2 separate regions of the Homo sapiens genome follow, and region 1 is linked to region 2. The links are chromatin contacts, found by Hi-C or POLR2A ChIA-PET in ENCODE. All regions are on one chromosome and are shown on one strand. Each heading gives the region's core, a stretch centred on a gene start or an enhancer-like site at or near the end of the contact. The rest is flanking DNA. Distances are from core to core; before and after follow the strand shown. Region 1 overlaps ZEB1 (zinc finger E-box binding homeobox 1). Region 2 overlaps ZNF438 (zinc finger protein 438).

The links. A loop is a pair of places that touch in the nucleus more often than their neighbours do. ChIA-PET counts read pairs that join two places held with the same protein, here RNA polymerase II (POLR2A). Pooled maps may share reads with other maps.
Region 1: a loop to region 2 is called in a map of gastrocnemius medialis, with 4 times the contacts of the local background. The contact joins two enhancer-like sites. A Hi-C loop is called at or near these places in 1 of 168 maps with a recorded cell type or tissue (gastrocnemius medialis) and 2 of 50 pooled maps. POLR2A ChIA-PET finds 5 or more read pairs at or near these places in 1 of 52 experiments (PC-3).

The regions. Positions count from the first base shown.
Region 1 is chr10:31,398,190-31,401,069 of GRCh38, reverse strand. The region is part of intron 1 of ZEB1 (zinc finger E-box binding homeobox 1); the gene reads right to left. Among named protein-coding and RNA genes, the nearest start is that of ZEB1, 80 kb to the right of the region's middle. Within about 2 kb of position 1,254, at least 7 of the 41 ENCODE cell types and tissues checked have a DNase peak (open chromatin) inside an H3K27ac peak, as active enhancers do; they include gastrocnemius medialis, where a contact is called at or near this core.
Region 2 is chr10:30,979,771-30,982,470 of GRCh38, reverse strand. All of the region lies in intron 2 of ZNF438 (zinc finger protein 438), which reads left to right. Among named protein-coding and RNA genes, the nearest start is that of ZNF438, 51 kb to the left of the region's middle. Within about 2 kb of position 1,355, at least 13 of the 41 ENCODE cell types and tissues checked have a DNase peak (open chromatin) inside an H3K27ac peak, as active enhancers do; they include gastrocnemius medialis, where a contact is called at or near this core.

The DNA of each region.
Region 1 (2,880 bases), core at 5-2,504, 420 kb before region 2:
ACCATATTATTAATAACAGTAAAACAAAACAGCCTTAAGATGTCCAACAGGAAGAAAACAATTTATTAATAATGATACATCAGCAAGATGGTCTATTATTAGTCATTTAAAAAGACTATAATGAAACATGAAGAAATGTATGTCATAATTGAGAAAATTTGGATTATGACTCTATTTAAATCAGTTATGCATATAGTCAAGAAAAAATAATTATGAAATTTGAAACTAATTATTTGGTAGCTTTATGTATTTAAAAATTATTTTAAAAAGCAGTTACTTTAACAAAAGCTATGTTGGTAGGCTGAATTAGTATTTGTTCCATGCTTTTTGAAGATGAAAACTTATAAGACACAGAACAAGGATCCTGAAAAGTTCAGTCTCTGTACTGCCTTTGAAACTCTTCTGGAAATTTAAATTATTTTATAAGTTTTTTTGTAAAAAAATTCCTACTGTACTAAATGACTACTTTTAATGATAAAAGATTCTTTTAAAAAGTATTCACATCATAGCATACTCAAATAGTAATCATATTTAAGTTCAAATAATATTTTTTTTTAGTATTCCACACTTTAAAAATAGAATAAATGGTCAAAGCTAAGGATCTGTGCAAAAAAGAAAGTTCTACATATATAATGATACCAATGTATACAGTCATATTTCTAATACCTTTAGCTCCATGCATGTCATTTACTGGAATATTTGAATGCTTATTCAATGATCCCAGGAGCTCTCAAAAATCCCTGAACTATGTTAAAATTTTGTGTTGGCTATTTTTAAATTCCACTTATTTATTAATTCATCAATATTAACTAAGTGTATAACGTGGGCCAAACACTATATTTCTATGTGCTGAGGACAGACCAGTGAACAAAGGAAACAAAAAGCCTTTATATTCTAGTGGAGGAAGGCAAAAAATAAATGAAAAAAGTAGGTAAAATATATGGGATGGTAGATGGTAACAGGTCTTCAAGAAAAGAAACATAAAGCAGGAAGGAGAATTGGGGTGAAGTAGGGGAAATCTGCAATTTTAGATCAAGTGGCTAAAGAAAGCTTCATTAAATTGACATTTAAGTACAAATCTCAAGTAATGAGAGATTGATCCCTGTAGATATACAGGGAAAGAGTATTACAGAGAACAACCAGTGCAAAGGCTCTAAAGCAAGAACTTGCCTGGCATGTTCTAAGAACAGCAAAGAAGCCAGTGTGGATGACTAGAGCAAAGTGGGTGTGAGCAGGCAGGAGTGGTTGGCAGTGGCTGTCTGGGAATGACAGCCCAGAGCACAGAGCCTGGTAGGCTATTTTAAGAACTTTAGTTTTTATTCTGGTTGAGATGAAAAGTCAATGGAGGATTTTCATCAAAAGAGTGACATAATATGGCTTATATTTAAATATAACTACTTTACCTGCTATATTAAGAATGGACTGAAGTTAAGTCAACAGGAAAAAACAGGAAGACCAATTACAGGAGGCTTTTTGCATCAATACAGGTAAGAGATGAAGGTGATTTGGATCAGGGTTGTAGGAGTAGAGATGGTAAGCAATAACTGAATCTCAGAAATATTTTTGGGACAGAAGCAAGATAATATTTTGGTAACAGAAATGTGAAGAATTATCATATGTGGAATGAAAGGAGGACAGGCATCCTTGGTGACACCAAGGCTGATTAAAAGACAGCAGGTGCTGTTACTCAGATGGGAAAAACTGCCGGAGGAGGTTTTGGTGGGGGAAAGATGAGGAATTCAGTTTACTATATTACATTCTAAGAAGACTACAGGGGCCAGGCACGGAGGCTCACATCTGTAATCCCAGCACTTTGGGAGGCCGTGGCAGGCAGATCACCTGAGGTCAGGAGTTCAAAACCAGCCGGGCCGACATGGTGAAACCCCATTTCTACTAAAATTACAAAAATTAGCCAGGTGTGCTGGCACACGCCTGTAATCCCCGCTACATGGGAGGCTGAGGCAGGAGAATCGCTTGAACCCCGGAGGAGGAGGTCACAGTGAGCTGAGATCATGCCATTGCACTCACTCCAGCTTGGGAGACAGAGCAAAACTCCATATCAAAAAAAAAAAAAAAAAGACTAAAGGACTTCTGATCATTAGCAAATGGATGATCATATAAAGCCATGGTACTATATGAAGTCACTAAGGGAGTGAACATGCAGTTTTAAAGGCCTCAAAATTCCAAATGTTGGAGCATTCCCAATTTGGAGATGGGGAGGCAAGAAGAAATCAGCAAGAGATTGAAAAAGCAGCAGCCAGAGGGGTAGGAGAAAAAAAAACAGGACAGTGTAGTATAGTATCTAAAAGGCCAAACAAGGAGTGTTAAACACCGTTGCCAGGTCAAATAAGAGGAAGACTGAGATGACCATCTGATTGGCAGCATGGCAGTCATTAAGAAGTACAATTCTGGTGAAATGGCAGGGGTTATAGGAACTGAATTCAGACAGCACAGGCAACTACATACTTCAGAGATATAGGCTTTACATGAAAGACATGGGGTAGTAACTAAAGGAGAACTGGGAGTAAGATTTTTTTTAAGATGGGGGAAAAAACTCAACATTATTTGTATGTTGGTGGAAAAGATCCAGTAGTGAAGGAAAAATAATGATGCAGAGAGAGAAGGCAGAATTGCCCCAATTTTTTGAGACTCACTAATTATGACATATCCCCCATTAAAAATAATTTCAATATTTATCCAAAATTTAGAATCATAGTATCTCATACAATAATATTAATAAAATATAATACAAAGAAGCCAATATATATAATGGTTCTAAAAATAAGTATAAATGTTGAATAAACCAATGAATAGTATAATTTTTAAGAGCTGCCCTTCCCAACTCATTAACAGGTACAAATGTTTTCTTTTGCCTTCTTT
Region 2 (2,700 bases), core at 106-2,605:
ATAATCTATTTTTTAGTTGTTTAACATGATTGTGCTAACCTTGGTTGGGAAGTTGAGAAAAAGACAGGATGGCCGGGCGCGGTGGCTGATGCCTATAATCTCAGCACTTTGTGAGACTGAGGCAGGTGGATCACGAGGTCAGGAGATCGAGACCATCCCGGCTAACATGGAGAAACCCCGTCTCTACTAAAAATACAAAAAATTAGCCAGGCGTGGTGGCAGGTGCCTGTAGTCCCAGCTACTCAGGAGGCTGAGGCAGGAGAATGGTGTGAACCCGGGAGGCGGAGTTCGCAGTGAGCCGAGATCGCGCCACTGTACTCCAGCCTGGGTGACAGCGCGAGACTCCATCTCAAAAATAAAAAAAAAAAAAAGAAAGAGAAAAAGGATGGTTTTCTCAGGCCAAGTTTAAATTACATTGATCATGTAATAGTTCACACAAAACAAGCAAACAAGAAAAACTTATTATTCTGTGCTAGAAGAGCATTAAAAGTATTGTTTTTAGGGACATGCTTACCATTCAGCTGATTGTAATTTGTGGTCATCAAAGTGTAAATAAGAATAGCTAGTATATATTGAACTTTTTTTTTTTTTTTGAGATGGAGTCTCGCTCTGTCACCCATGCTGGCGTGCAATGGCACAATCTCGGCTTGCTGCAACCTCCACCTCCCGGGTTCAAGTAATTCTCCTTCCTCAGCCTCCTGAGCAGCTGGGATTACAGGTGCACGCCACCAGCCCAGCTAATTTTTTTTGTATTTTTAGTAGAGACATGGTTTCACCATGTTGGTCAGGCTGGTCTCGAACTCCTGATCTCATGATCCCCCTGCCTCGGCCTCCCAAAGTGCTGGGATTACAGGTGTGAGCCATCACGCCCGGCCTGAACATTTTCTATGTACCAGGCACTTTACTTACATTATCTCATATAATCTTCATAATTACCTATGAGATAGGCTGGAATTCCCTTTACAGATGAGGCTGAGAGAGAAGAGCTGTCTCCAGTCTAATTCTGAGATGGGGAGGCGGACAGAACAAGTGCCTATTATGTACAGTACCTACTGTTTGTTCATGATATAAGCAGCTCCCAGGAAATGCTGTCATGTTTCCATAAACACGTAGTAAACTTCGGATTATTTCAGCTTTTCTAGGTAAGAATATCTGATCACACTGGGTGACCTAGAGTGGATTCTCCTGGGGTGAGCAGCCTGGAGTAAGGACTTGTGTTTCTTGTCTAGCTTTACTCTGGCTCATTCTGCAGTCCCCTAACATGTCAGTTGTTCTCTGTCACCTGATTAATTGCTGAACACTCATTCATTGTGTGCTTCGTTGATCATATGCCAAGAACTTTTGGCAGCTCTGGGGAACATGCTCTCCACGTGCCTCCTGGTAACTGTTGGACAACTAGAAGTTCCTAGCTGTTGTGAAAACTTTGATCCAGAAACTGCAACACATGCCAGAGACCAGGGATGGGGTAGTTGAACAGCTGACAGGTGAAATGTAGCTATTCAGATTGTTAGTTGGTCAGGAGTCAGAAATAGAGTAGGCATGTGACTCTAAAAAGTGGTTTTTGAAGAGGATTATGATGGTTGGCTATGGACTTCATAGTTTGTAGACATAAAATAATTCTAACTTCTTTTTGAGGAAGAGTCATAAAAGTACAAAATCTCCTTTGCTATCTTCTCTTCTTTATGGTCTCTAAAAGTTGACATTTCTCAGGGCTCAGTCCTTAGCCTTCTGTATTTATTTTCCACACGATCTCATATGATCCCATGTTTTAAATGCCATCTGTTCTCCCAAATTTACAATTTCTTTACTTTGGTCTCTCCCATGAGTTCTAGACTTATTTTTATGTCTTTTCAACATCTCCATTTTGGAGTCTAATAAACATTTCAAACTTAGTATGTCTAAAATGTAAATCTTGAACTTTTCTCCCTGGGTAAGTGATATACCCAGTTGTTCCAGGCCAAAAACTCAAAGTCATGTGTGACTTTTTATTCCATATCCCACATCCAGTCCATTAGTAAGGCTTATATGCCTGCCTTTCAAAATGTATCCCAAATTACTCCTACCCCACTCCTCACCCTTACTGCCCTATTGTAAGTCACTGTCATAAGTCACCTAGGTGATAATATCGTCTTCTAACCGGCCTTCCTTATCTCCTCATTGTATCTCTCCAGTCAGTCCTCCATATAGGAGTAAAAGGTGTTTTTTTTTTTTTTTTTAATGTTAAACAGTTTCTGTCATTCCTCTGTTCAGAACCCTTCAGTGGCTACCCAGCACACACAGGATGAAACGTTGTCTCACATGTTCTAACAGGCCTGCTGACTTTATCTCCTGTCACTCACTGTCTTGCTCACTCTCCTCTAGCCACACATGCCTTCTTGCTATTCCTTAGATACTCCCAAGTCCATTTGTAATCAGCTAGCTTCTCCTGGTTCCGTGATCCCACACCCCTCACTCCAACCAGTTTAGCCTAGTACCAGTGGAGGTAGATTTAGAGAGAAGAAAAGTGCATATCCAAGACTCTCTAGCACATGTATCAGTAGAGTCACAATAAAAATATTACAGCTTTAGCATTCCTAGTTTTGGTAATTTGGATTGCTTTCAAGAATAAGAAGGACTGGATTTAGATCTACAGAAAGTCATAGCTAGAATCAATGGGGAAAAGTTACAGAGAGAGATTTCTCCTCAGTTTAAAGAGTGCTA